3 separate regions of the Homo sapiens genome follow, and all the other regions are linked to region 1. The links are chromatin contacts, found by Hi-C in ENCODE. All regions are on one chromosome and are shown on one strand. Each heading gives the region's core, a stretch centred on a gene start or an enhancer-like site at or near the end of the contact. The rest is flanking DNA. Distances are from core to core; before and after follow the strand shown.

What was found. A loop is a pair of places that touch in the nucleus more often than their neighbours do. Pooled maps may share reads with other maps.
Region 2: a map of B cell shows a loop between it and region 1 (14-fold over the local background). The contact joins the promoter of NMD3 here to the promoter of MFSD1 in region 1. A Hi-C loop is called at or near these places in 3 of 168 maps with a recorded cell type or tissue (B cell, gastrocnemius medialis and naive thymus-derived CD4-positive, alpha-beta T cell) and 11 of 50 pooled maps.
Region 3: a map of CD8-positive, alpha-beta T cell shows a loop between it and region 1 (15-fold over the local background). The contact joins the promoter of TIPARP here to the promoter of MFSD1 in region 1. A Hi-C loop is called at or near these places in 3 of 168 maps with a recorded cell type or tissue (CD4-positive, alpha-beta memory T cell, CD8-positive, alpha-beta T cell and naive thymus-derived CD4-positive, alpha-beta T cell) and 7 of 50 pooled maps.

The regions. Positions count from the first base shown.
Region 1 is chr3:158,799,691-158,803,993 of GRCh38, reverse strand. MFSD1 (major facilitator superfamily domain containing 1) reads right to left here and starts at 1,940. Exons shown (of 16, transcript NM_022736.4): 1 at 1,679-1,940. The coding sequence starts at 1,841.
Region 2 is chr3:161,219,484-161,223,786 of GRCh38, reverse strand. NMD3 (NMD3 ribosome export adaptor) reads right to left here and starts at 2,476. Exons shown (of 16, transcript NM_015938.5): 1 at 2,378-2,476; 2 at 1,730-1,793. The coding sequence starts at 1,773. It also overlaps the pseudogene SRP14P5. RefSeq lists a silencer at 2,114-2,313 and enhancers at 2,233-2,734, 2,794-2,903.
Region 3 is chr3:156,672,751-156,677,053 of GRCh38, reverse strand. It overlaps TIPARP (TCDD inducible poly(ADP-ribose) polymerase), which reads right to left and starts at 2,464. Exons shown (of 6, transcript NM_015508.5): 1 at 2,258-2,464. TIPARP-AS1 (TIPARP antisense RNA 1) reads left to right here and starts at 1,341. Exons shown (of 1, transcript NR_027954.1): 1 at 1,341-3,883. RefSeq lists silencers at 1,379-1,738, 2,109-2,178, 2,209-2,258 and an enhancer at 2,669-2,968.

The DNA of each region.
Region 1 (4,303 bases), core at 691-3,190:
TATTTCCTTATTTACAAACACACATACACTAAAAACTTTACAACCTCATCAGTTTCCTAATAATGTTAGCTTAAGGACAAAGGAATGGAGTGTAACCATTCTGACAAAACCAATATTTGAAACAAGTTCTCTAATTCTACAAACTACCCAAAATCAAATAATTTAGTGAATACAGGGCCAGGAGTGAAAAAAAAATGAAACTGAGAATTCTAAAGGATTAAATTAAAACATGTCTTTGGGGGAACTGGAAAGAGAGAAGTAGGGAGAGATCTGACCATGCACTCGGATTTATTTTAAAGATAAAATAATTGAGATTCCTTCGTAGGCTACAAGAAAATATTGCCTCCATAGCTCTACTAACTCTACAAGTGCACGAGGCTATTGGTTCTAATGACAATAAAAACTGTCATTAGAAAGGAATGAATCTGGCTTCTGAATTCTAGGCAGATAACCAGAATTTACCAAAAACTGTCTGTCTGCTTGAGTGGGGACCATTTTTTTTAATGTTTTATTGTTGTTCTTTCTTTGTTGTGGTGGTGGTTGTTTCTAAACCCTGCTTTAATCTCTTTTAAGGATTCAACGTCCTGCTTTAAAGCTAATGGATGGGCATCATCTTTTAAAAAACAGGGGAGGGGGGAAAAAGGAGTTGCAAGGAAACCAAAGCCCAAAGCATCCTTCATGTCTACTTATATGTTCAGCGCTAGAATAGTTATCCACCATAATGTTCTTAAACCTGCTGATTACACGGGCTCCAGCTAGCCTCCTGAAAAACACATTCATACCAAATTAATATTAGAATTTTGCTTAATAAATTAAAAACTGTAACATAGGAAGGAAAATTTTTTTCTAATTATCAAGAAACTGTTTTCGGAGACATCAGATTTCATAAGAGAAACCAACCACTGTCAAGACTACCACAAGTCCCGTCCAATATGATTGCTTCACAGTGGCAGAGTGGAAGATTAAGAGAACAATATCTATTCACTGAAGCTATCAGCAAGACACACTCATACATTTTCTCAAAGAGGGTGAAAAATATATAGAAGACTGCCGACGAAATCATTCACGTTTTTTAAAAGCTGGACAACATTGTAAGACCCTGTGTCTAAAAATAATAATAATAATAAAGCCGGGTGTGGTGGCGCCCCATCTGTGGTCCCAGCTACTCGGGAGGCTGAGGCGGGAGGATTGCTTGAACCCAGGAGGTGGAGGCTGCAGTAAGCCACTTTCACAACACTGCACTCCGGGCTGGGTGACAGAGCAAGCCCCTGTCTCACCTAAAACCAAACAAACAAAAGTTGTTTAGGAACAGTTAAAGCTTTCTGAATTTCCTCCGACCACGTGTGCCAAAAGAGGAACCTTGAAAATCTGGAGTTACCTTCATATCTATCGCCTCTAGGGCGAGTCGCTAGCCCCTGGGACTTACTGAAGAGCAAAGGAGTGCCACAAAACTCGCCCAGCTCAGTCCCTCGACCTCCACGTTCCGGACGCGGAGTAACTAGCAACATCCACAGGTGTGGCTGGAATCGATCGCAAAGGGGAAAATAAGGAGGCCCAGGAGCTTAAGACAGAAGCTGCGCTGAGGCCCCGTGGCACCAGTGACCACGATGACGATCTACCTCGAAGAGAAAGTCGGGAATTCCTTAAAGATCAGCCCCAACCCACCCGGCCGGCTCACCAAAGCCAAGGAAGCACATCAGTAACAGCACCAAAAGCCGGTGCGCCAGGCGACTGGGGTCGCAGAGGGCCGGCAGGGCTCCAGGGGCGGCCGGGGCACCTCTGTCGGCCTCGTCAGGGCCGCCTGCCAGGAGCGCCCGCGCTTCCTCATCCTCCTCCTCCATTGCGCCCGCAGGAGACGGAGAGGGGAAAGTGGTGACAACTCCAAACCCAGGCAGGAAGCAGCGCCCGTGGAACACTGTCAAGACGGCGGTCACATGACTCCGGGAGCTCACGTGACGCCCCGGCAGGTCACGCAGGGCCACGCCCATGTGAGCGGCCGCGAGCGCTGGGAGGACGGACCCAGCGGTCGATGACAGGGCCTGGCGCGGTTCGCTTTTCCTGGGTGACTGTGTTCGTGGGGCTGAGGCCCTCGAGGTGCCCACTTCCAGCTTTCCACCAATTACTGCACTGTCTTTCCGTTTCCTGCCCCGCTGACGCGTACACCTATTTCAGACTCAGCGCAGCTCCGCGGGGAGAAAAGTGCGGGGCTCCCTCTCGGCTCCACACCAGACTCCGGAGTAGTTCGAACTGCGCTGGGGTCGCCAAGACGCGCGCTGCCCTTCTCCCAGCACTGCCCTCCCCAGCGTCTTTGACCACTCTTAATACCCACAAACTTGATCGGACAATTTCTGGTGTGTCCAGCCATGTGTCACGTACTGGGAATACAAAATAGAATGAGGCAAGCTCCCTGACCTCAAAGATTTCAGAGTTCAGTTGGAGAAATCGACAGAATCTGGTACTTTTAAAACTAAACATGATGAATGAATGTGGTGAGAACAGCGGCAGAAAATGGCACTGAATTCCATAGAAATATCTGGAAAGGTCATTTCAAAAGGGGAGAAAAGGTGCGTAGTTTAGCCAGCTTTCAGGGCAAGGGAGTGAGGGGCGCTGAAGCTCCTTGAAGTTGAAACCCAGGCTAGAATGAGTAAGAATGCGCCAGTCAGGGTGCTTGTTTGAGCGGGTTGGTTGCAGGGCGGGCAGTTACGAGGGATAATAAAGACAAAAGCGTGAAACAGAACTGGGTGTGTATGTGTTTGTGTTGAACGACAGAGAAGGAACTCGAGTAGAAACACTAAACCTGTTTCAAGAAGAGCCATGCAAGGATTTTGAGCACAGCAGCAGGACTGCAAGCTTTGTGTTTTAAAAAACATTCGGTCTGCCAGCACAGCACCATCGTCGCTTTCTGGGAGCCCTCAGGCTTTACTAACAGAATTTTGAGGGCGTCAAAGCTAGAGGCTGAAAACTGTGAGGATTATTAGGAAGATGCTGCAGTCGTAACGATTAGAGATGACGAGGGCCTGTTAGCAATAAAAAGCAGGAATGGCACAGAAGAAAATCAGTAATTATTTAGGAGGTAAAATGGGAATAACTGTAAATAATAGCCTATGCGATCTGAAAGAGAGGAAAGACTTGAGAGTGTCTCCCAGATTTCTAGCTTGGGCCGCCAATAGAGATCAAAATTTAGAGAGAGAAGGAGGTAGGAGAGAGTGTCAAGGATCAGGTGCTGCCTTTGAGATGTCTATACATATCTCCACTTTCACAGTCCATTCTCTCTTCAGCTCCAGTGGAGGAGCTCCCGATCTAATAAAACTGTCTTGCCGAGAGGAGTAATAACTCCATCTTTCCAAATACATTAGTCACTTCTCTGTCATCTTACTCAACTTCTATCAATTGATGGAATTGACAGCCACTCCTTTTTAGCCTCCTTGGCACCATACTTGCCTTGTGTTCCTCCCACTTTGCTGGCCTATCTCATTTGCTGTCTCATTTGTCAGCTCCTCCTCTTCTATTCAAAATCTAGATGTTCAATGATGCAAGACCCATTCCTGAGCTCTCTTCCACTCATCCATTCCCATAACTTTAAATACCCTCCCTCTGCTGTCCAGTAGGTAGCCATGTGTGGCTGTTGATCATTTGTAATGTGGATAGTTGGAAAGGAGATGTGCAATACGTATAAAATACACACCAGATTTCAAAGACTTGTATGAAAAATAGAATAACCTCCTAATTTGAATACTGATTACATGTTGAAATAATATTTTGCAGATATTAGGTTAAATGTATATATATTAAAACTGGCCGGGCACAGTGACTCACGCCTGTAATCCCAGCACTTTGGGAGGCCGAGGTGGGTGGATCACCTGAGGTCAAGAGATCGAGACCATCCTGGCCAACATGGTGAAACCCCATCTCTACTAAAAATACAAAATTTAGCTGGGCGTAGTGGCACCCGCCTGTAGTCCCAGCTACTCAGGAGGCTGAGACAGGAGAATCACTTGAACCCGGGAGGCAGAGGTTGCAGTGAGCCGAGATCGCGCCACTGCACTCCAGCCTGGTGACAGAGGGAGACTCCATCTCAAAAAAAAAATTATATATATATAATTTTATTTTAGTTTATATATATATATGTGTGTGTGTAAACTAATTCCACCCATTTTTACTTTTTATGTGGCTGCTAGAAAATGTAAAATTACCTATGTGGCTTACATTGTATTTCTGTTTATCAGTGTGGATTTATATGCTGTTGCCTCTAAAATACCTTCATTCCAGACTCCTTTCTTCAGCCTAAGACTACCATTCCAAC
Region 2 (4,303 bases), core at 1,227-3,726, 2.4 Mb before region 1:
AAAGAAAATCCTGTATCAAGAATATGTAAGATCAGTTTGTCTCTTTTTAATTCAACCACCTCATCTCTAAATACTAAGTCTTCAAAAATCTATTTATTCAGGGCATACAGAGGACCATAGCTTAGGTGAACAGTATGGTGTCACTACATTAAAAGACTACAGCTGTCTACTTATCTCTAATGAACATTTCTTCAAGTATATCTCTGGACTACACCAATAGAAACTAATATCTAAATCATTTCTAACAGAATCAGACGCCAATATACTCCAAAGGCAATTAAAAAAAAAAAGCATAAGGACTGCTGAAATATAAACATTTACCCATAGCAGAATTTTTTTTTTAACAGTATAGGAAGTCTATCAACATCTAGAGACTCAGTATAAATGACGGAACTATCATAATTCGAGATGTACTGGGGGCAGAAAAAGTCTGAGAACCCCTAATGTAGAACAACATTGTCCAAAATAAAAGTTCAATAATCTTCCATGTCCAATGGTAGCCACTAGCCACATGTGGCAACATGGCTAGTACAAACGAGCAACCAAGTATTTAATTTTATTCCATTTAAATTAATTTAGGAAACTTCCAACTTAAACTGCTTGGGGTTTATGTTGACAGAGTGGAGCCAGCGGTACCACCTGGAAAGAAAGCAGTTCCTGACAGAGCTAACCAGGCTCTTCCAGAAGTGCTGGTTGTCCGGAGGGAAGTATAATGGTCAAACAACCCATTCCAAGAAAGGGTTCTGTGAAGGGCTTTGAGCCCTTAGACAAGTGTCTGTTAAAAGCTACTGATAGAACAAGGAAGATCAGCACTATGCTGAGCTCCAAAGACATTTTCAGATGGCTTATTCAAACCCACTGAGCTAACTGATGGACAAGGGAAGAGTAAAGCATCACAGGGAAGGGGGCCAAATTTCCTGCTTTCACTAACCACTGAATTCCTATTTTTCCTTTGGTTTTTACTTTTGGCCACAAAGCTAGTTTCTCCATAGTTACTGTTTTCCTGTGAGATTAGGGTCATTCTAGACAGAAGGACTACAATGTTTACAGGGTAGTTGTGGTAAGAAGCCAATTTATTTTAGATTTAGCTAATTGGTCTGTGCTGAACGATTCCAGGATTATCGTTTAAAAGTCTCTGTAGTAATCTCTTTGAAGAGCACTGTATCATTAAACCTATTTAACAGCAAAAAAAAAAAAGTTAATTTGAACTTAAATGCAAGAAATTAAAAATTGATAACTAAGATTTAAGATGTTCAAAATTTAAAAATTACTACATTATAATCTCCAATAAAAATCAGGAAGTCATCCGAGCTACTCGGGAGGCTGAGGCAGGGAATTGCTTGAACCCGGGAGGTGGAGGTTGCAGTGAGCCGAGATCACACTACTGCACTCCAGCCTGGGCAACAGAGCGAGATTCCGTCTCAAAAAAAAAAAGTAAGTAAAAAGTAAATTTAAATAGCCACACGTAGCTAATGGCTACATATTGGACAGTGCCGATCTAAAAGGATGTATGGTAAATATTTTAACCCTCTTAGAGCTTATATTTACTAGAACAAGCTTTATAACCAGAAACTAATTCGATTTTCTACAGAAATAAGACTTCTATTTTTTCCCATTTATGACAATATACGCTCTTTCCCACCCACCCTCAAGCGTTCTCCATAGTGAGTTTCCCGGGCTCACTGAAGATTTTCACATTTAAGGGGGAAGGAAGAAGTGTCGCACTCACATGTGTCCAGGGCTGCGGTCGGTGGATTCTGCCATATACTCCATCGTTCTGTATGCCTTAAGTTCTTTTAAAAAAAAAAAAAAAAAAAAAAAAAAAAAAGAGAATGTTGGGATTTAAATCACTTTACCTAGTCTCCTCTTTTTACGTCTTCCTCCAGTCTCTCTGAATAATTAATATATTCACAGAACTTCGAAAAAGCAGGAAAGAAGGAAACCCAACTCCACTGGGTAAGTTCGTTAAAAAGAACTTTAAGATGAGGACCATGGGATTTCCTGAGCTTCCCAGCTGCAAGACCCTCGGGCCACCCAGCTCTGCCGCTGACCTCCATCTCACCTGGGCTCCAACCCTGGACGACCAAGGGCGAGGTCAGCTCGGGATTGTGGACGCCCGGGCCCTCCCGCTCTCCACCAGCCCAGGGACCGCACCGGACCACCGCGCCTCAGACCCACGCCACAGGAGTCTCCGGACGGCGTCCCGGCGCCCGAGGGCCACCCACGCCGACCCCCAACCCCGGGGCGCGACCGCACACGGGTTCCGGGCACGCGGCGCTCACGCAGACTGAGCACGGCCCCGAGGCCGGGGAGCCCGCCCCATCCGCTACTCAGGGGCCCGCGGCCGACAGCCCAGGTCTCGGACTCCGGAACCTACTTCGCGCCTCCAGACCAGCCCTGGATTTGCTGAAAACCCGCAACAAAATAGACCCCGGCTGTCCCGTCAGCTGCCAACCTGGCTGTCTCCGCCACAGAGAAGATCTCGCGAGCGAAATGCTCGAAATCCCGCGGCCCGAGTGACGTATTAAAAGGGACGGGGTGGGGACGAGGAAAGGGGCGGCACCGACGGGCGGAAGGGTGATGGGAGCGGCCTGGTGGCTGGGAAAGCTCGCGGAGAGAAGTCCCAGGGGCTCATTTGCCGTCAGTGACTGCTTTTCAGTTATCGTCTCGATTTTCCCAGGCCAGGGTTTACTCCAAACCAACCTCGCCCGTATATTAGTCTCTTTTCAGCTATCCCGACTGTGAGCTTGCTTCTTGATTAAATGATTATTTTATATAAAAGTTATCTGTAAACGGTACCTTATGCAAAGAAACTCCATCCAGGGCAGTGCCTTTTGTCTGTTTGGTTCACCGTCATATACAGGCCTGATGCCTGCCACATGCTAACTGCTCAAATGATTATTTGTTGAAAGAATGAAATGTAAAGCATAATTATCTGTGAAGAAGTCTATGCGATTTTTAGACAAATTATTAATTATGTGCTTCCGGATAGTGCATTTAATATCTTCTTATGACTGATTTATCCCTCAAACTTGGAGCAGCACAGACCGTGTCTAATCTGTCTCATGACAGCCTTTCAAATATTTGAAGAGTACAACCATTTTTTTTTCTAAATCCTCTCATCCCAAATTTCAAGGAATAAGCAAAGGCGTTTTGTAGAGGGTGATCAGAGACAGCCTCTCATCATTTCTTGCCCAGAATACTTAAGTAGCCTCTCGTCTGTTGTCTCTACTTGTAGACTTCAATTCATCCTTCTGAAATGCAGTTCTGATTTTGTCACACTCCCCTGCTTTTAATCCTTCAGTGGCCTCTGATTACCTTCAGCATTATTTCCAGTTTCTTTGTGTGGAAAGAAGACCTTTCAGGATCTGATCTCCACATATCCTGTCCTACTCCCAAGCACACGTACTCGCAAGCCATGAAGACCAACTGGCAGGTCCTCACAGAAAATAGTCTTCCTTTGCTTCTACCCGGGACTCGGCACTAAAGATTAAGCCTGAATTAGTTTCCTAGTGCTGCTCTAACAAATTATCACTGATTTAGTTGGCTTAGAAAACACAAATTTGTTCTCTTCCAGTTCTGGAAGCTACAGGTCTAAATAGATGGTGAGGGCTGACTCTGGAGGCTCCAGGAGAAAATCCATTCCCTGGCCCTTTCCAACTTCTACACGCTGCCCACATTCCTTGGCTTGTGGTCCCACATCATTTTGCAGTCAGAGTCTCCTTTTCTCACCCCCACCCCCCCGCACCCCTCTTACAAGGACACTTGTGATTTCACTGGGCCCAACCAAATAATCCAGAATAATCTCTCCATCTCAAGAAATTTAATCACATCTGTAAAGTTCGTTTGCCATGTTAGGTAATATATTCACAGATTTCAGGGAATAGGACATCTTTGCAGAGCCATTATCCTGTCCACCATACATCCTCTCTTTTCTGACTCCTTCGGTCCCTAAGGGCCAGAGGAGTTACATGCTCCTTCTGTATATATGGTTCTATGATAACACCTTTATACGAGGTATATGCCTCTATAATAGTGCTTTGAATTGGATCATAAATTTTCTACTCTGCATGCCCAGCAGTTTCAAAACCCTGGAGAGCAATTCGGGTCTTGTTCTTCTTGGTGCACCTAGCACAGCAGCTGACACAAAACAGACCCTCAATATATATTGGTAAATTAATTATCCATTTAATACCCACCACAACTCTGAAGAGACAGTGTTTTTCTCCCCGTTTTTTCTATTCACACTGCCTATGCCCTCAACCAAACACCACTAGGAACACAGCTGTAGTTAAGCAGCTTC
Region 3 (4,303 bases), core at 1,215-3,714, 2.1 Mb after region 1:
ATATACTATCCAAGAATGTTAAGAGTCTACTTTTACAACCCCCAAAAACATTACCGCTTCTGATGGAATACAAGGGTGTGTTTAGTAACAGAAGCCCCATTAGCAACAACCACTGCACGATGTGTCAGAAGACAAGCACAACTTGGTAACACAGAAAAAGCCTCCTAGTTCTTGCCTTCAGAAAAGTTACATACATACATTTTTAAAGAGCAAATGAAGGCATACTATAGAAAAATAAAAAAAAAATATAAAACACACACCAAATTTCAGATTCCTAATCAACTACTGAAAGAGACGAAAAAGTCCTTTCTTCCAAGAATCAGACCCCTTGAAAAAAACTGAAATTTGAAAACATTTACTGAGATTGTGCCAGGTGAGAAAGGAATGGTGATGAGCAATTAATCCTCTTCTCTCTTGTCCAATAAACTGAAAGAGATCTGTGACGCAAGGTCCCATGACTTAATCAAATATGCATCCTAGGTGCCCAATAAAGTGCCTAGCTACCACAATGCACACAGCTGGTGTTCCATATATATTTTGTTGGCTGAATTAGTTAAGAAAAGCACATATTAAATGCTTAGTTCTTTGTTGTTTGTGGGTCAACAACAAAAGGTAAAACTGAGTGTCCCCAAAAGTGAATATTAAAAATTTAATTGGAGAGTCATAAATCTATGTGTAAGAAGTCCATCAAATTCAGAAAAGTAAAATACAAAGCAGTTTATAACGAAGTATTAAATTTACATGATAAGTACAAAAGGAAAAGGCAGAAAAAGGAGAGTTCACTGTAAGCTGGCATTGTTAGGGAAAGCTTCACGAAGAAGGAGGGATCTGACATGAGACATAAATCAACTGGAAAGGAGCCAAGCCAGGCGTTATTATTCATCATTTGGTGTTATTGCCTCAAGGCACAATTGGCACAGATTGTGGTATTCCCTCTCCACCATACCAAACCGGCCTGTGCTTTCCCCACGCGCACACTCTCTAACCACTCCTATCAAACCCAATCAAGGTAAAATAGACACTAAATCGATTTTATTTATATGTGTGTCTGCGCGTACACACGCAAGCGCGCGCGCGCAACTTTTCCTATTATTGCCCTTTCATCAAACTCGGAAACAAAACTGGGAGGAAGAAGCAGAGAACTGGAGAAGTGGCTGGAGGGGGAAAGCCACTAGAACCTAGCTCCTCAATTAGTTTTCATAACAGAAAAATAAAGATGAGAAGAACACATCCTCCGGTCTCCAGCGGCAGGCGACACACCGCGACACCCCTCACCTCGTGACGCTGGGGTTCTGCGGCACTCCCGGCCAAAAGCACTTTCCGAAAAAACTGCCGCTCCAAAGCCTGCCCGCCCGCCGCCGCGCGACACCCCGGCGCCGAGCCCGGGTCCGAGTGACGCCTCCTGTTGGCCGCGGCGGTTTGCTCAGCTCCTGGTCCCGGGCCGCGCCAACTCCGCGCAGTGCAGCTGAGGCGCCGCCCGGCTCTGCAATTCCGGGTGTTCCCGGGCGTCCCCGCCCCCGCCTTCCCCTCAGCAGGCGCCTGGGCGCCCCCCAACTCCTGTCCAGCCTCCTTCGGACCAACGACCCGCCCCGGCCTCCCTGCATCCCAGAGACTACTCGCGGCGCCTTCTCTCTCTAATTCTTCTTTACCCCCTCAGCTCACCTCCCGAGGAGCGTCCAACGGGTCTTGGGGGCTCGCAGAACTGAGCCGCGAAGCGCGGGGGAAAGGCGGCGAGCGCTTCCCGCGGCGGCGGGGAGGAAGACGAAGACTTGTGCGCTCTCAAAGTTAATGTGAAAACATCTTCCAAACTTCTGGGCTGCAGCCCGAAACGCGGGGTAGCCGGAAGGCTCCCGTAGCTGCCGTGCCCTCCCCCCCGGGGTCTGGGAAGGGCTCCTAGGCGCCTCAGAGCACCCGGGGTCGGCCCGCGGGGGAGGCCGCATAGACGCGCCCCCACCCTGACGAACGGGGAAGGGGCAGGCGCCTGCGACCCCAACTAAATCCTTCGGCGCCTCGGTCTGATGTATACACCTGCCACAGGCTCTAAGTGCCTAAGAAGTGTAAACCAATTCCATCTTCATGCTGACGGGACCCGAGTGAATTCGGTACAAAGGGCAGTCTCAAAATCAATCACCCCGATCCGCGAGAGCCCCGCACACTGCCGGCGCGGGGCCGGGGCCGGGGCCGGAGCCGCGAGGCCGGCGCTCGCACTCCCCGCTAGGGTTCTTCAGCCCCTCAGTGCCCTCCCGGAGCCCTTTACCTGAACGGGAGCCTGAGAGAACGGACGACAGGAGCCGAGTGGAAAGCAGTGCCCGCGCCGGAGATCAGCGCCGAGGGCGGGAGCCGACGTCTAGGGACCACAGAGCCGCGACGCGGCGAGCCGCGCACGGGCCATTCCGCCGCCGCGAACGCAGAAAGCCTCGACCGCGCTCCGAGTCCAGCCAGCTCGCCTGTCACCTCGATCTCTGCTTTAAGTGGCTTCCGGTCGCCTCCTCCCGACGGCCCGTCGCGGAGGCGGAGCCTGGGCGGCCGGAGTTCGGTGGGGTGGGGTGAGGAGGCCGGGCGCTCAGTGGGTGTCGGGAAGAAGACCCGCCCCCTGCGCGCGCGTGCGCGTTCGTTCGAGGGGAGGCGCGCGAGTTCTGTGCGGTGGACTTATGCTCCCGCGAGGGGGCGTGTCCTTTCTCGCGTCCGCAGTGTCCCTGAGGGTCCGCGTCTACACGCGGCTGTGAGGAAGGAAGGCGCGTGCCGCGTGGGACGGGCTCCACCTGCCTGCGGACAGATGGAGGGTCACTTTGTTCCGAGAAGACCCAGACACCCGAGGGAGGATGTGAAACGGAACGACCCGTTTCGGTGCGGTTGGCTTTGTTTATTTGCCTACTCCCCAGACGCCTCCAGCCTCTGATTCCGGCACACCCTGTGAGGAAGCAAACGGCTGCCTCCCCCACTGCCACCAGACGAGGTCGCCTGCCCCGAGCCGGACAGGCTGGACAGGCTGCGCACCTGCGGCGGCCGACTATTTCGTGGGCCTTGTACGCCACCTTGCAGAAGGGAAGCTGTGAGGTTTTGGCGATAGAAGCGCATTTACTTGTGTTTTAAAGCCCACAAACGCCGTAGTGACTAACTTATTCATTCAGCAAATGTCTGTCAGAGCGTCTATTACGTACCAGGCATGTAGCCTGAACTTCACGCCTGTCCTCATGGAGCTTGCAGAGCACCTCTGAAATACACACCACATACGGAATGGCCATATTTTCTGGGTTGTAAAATACTTTGAATTGTAACTCCATATATTGAATAGATTTTCAGTAGTGAGGGAAGAAACAATACATTTAGTTCATATAATCCATATGTACGAAAAAGAAGTGCTGGTAATTCCAGACATGGAAGTCAGTAAAACTAGGAGCTAAGAGGTAATAATCATAGACATTATGATTCTAAGCCTTTGTTAAACGGTTCTAAACCAGACTGGGTAAGCGCACCAGCAATGAATAGATTAAGGGTGTTATCTCCTTAGCAGCTTATTTCAAATTGCATCAAGGCAGGGCCATTAAACTAAGGTGAGAATGATATGGGCGGAATTCAGAGGACAATAGGTAAAAGATGAAAATCTTTACATTTAAAATCTTATTGAGACAAGATCTTGGTCAGTGTCTACTCATACATAGAATTGCCTAGAAGCTAATATTTGAGTTTACCATATTACTGTTGGCTTTCTATTTTTCTCATTTGTTCTGTTTCTTTTCTGTCCTTTTGTGCCTTCTTGTAGATTATTAATTCCACTCCCTTGTAACAATTAGGTTGTTATACATTCTTTATGCTTTTAGTAGTATTTCAGTTATTTATTGCTGTGTTCAAACCACCCCCAAAATATAATGACTTAAAACAATGGCTCTTTTATTTACTCATGATTCTGAATTCTCTGGCACAGGAATTCAGTCAGGGCATAGTACAGGTGGCTCATTTCTGCTCCATGATGTCTGGGGCTTCAATTAGCGTGGGCATACTGGGGCCTGGCTGGAATGGCTTAACTAGGGTCATAAGTCTTGGGACTTAAGGATGGAGATGGAGTTTCATGACAAAAATGAAGTGAACATGATGTGGAAAATATGGACATGGAAGCCACGAGCTAAGGATGCTGGAACAGAAAGAAGGCTGTTAGCTACATACCTTGGTTTTTCTCTACATGGCTTCTCCATATGGCTAATTTAGGCTTCCTCACAGCATCATAATCTTAGGATTGCAAGAGGGGACATTCCAAAAAGACAAGCCTCAATGTGCAAGCCTTTACTTTTATCATGCTTACTAA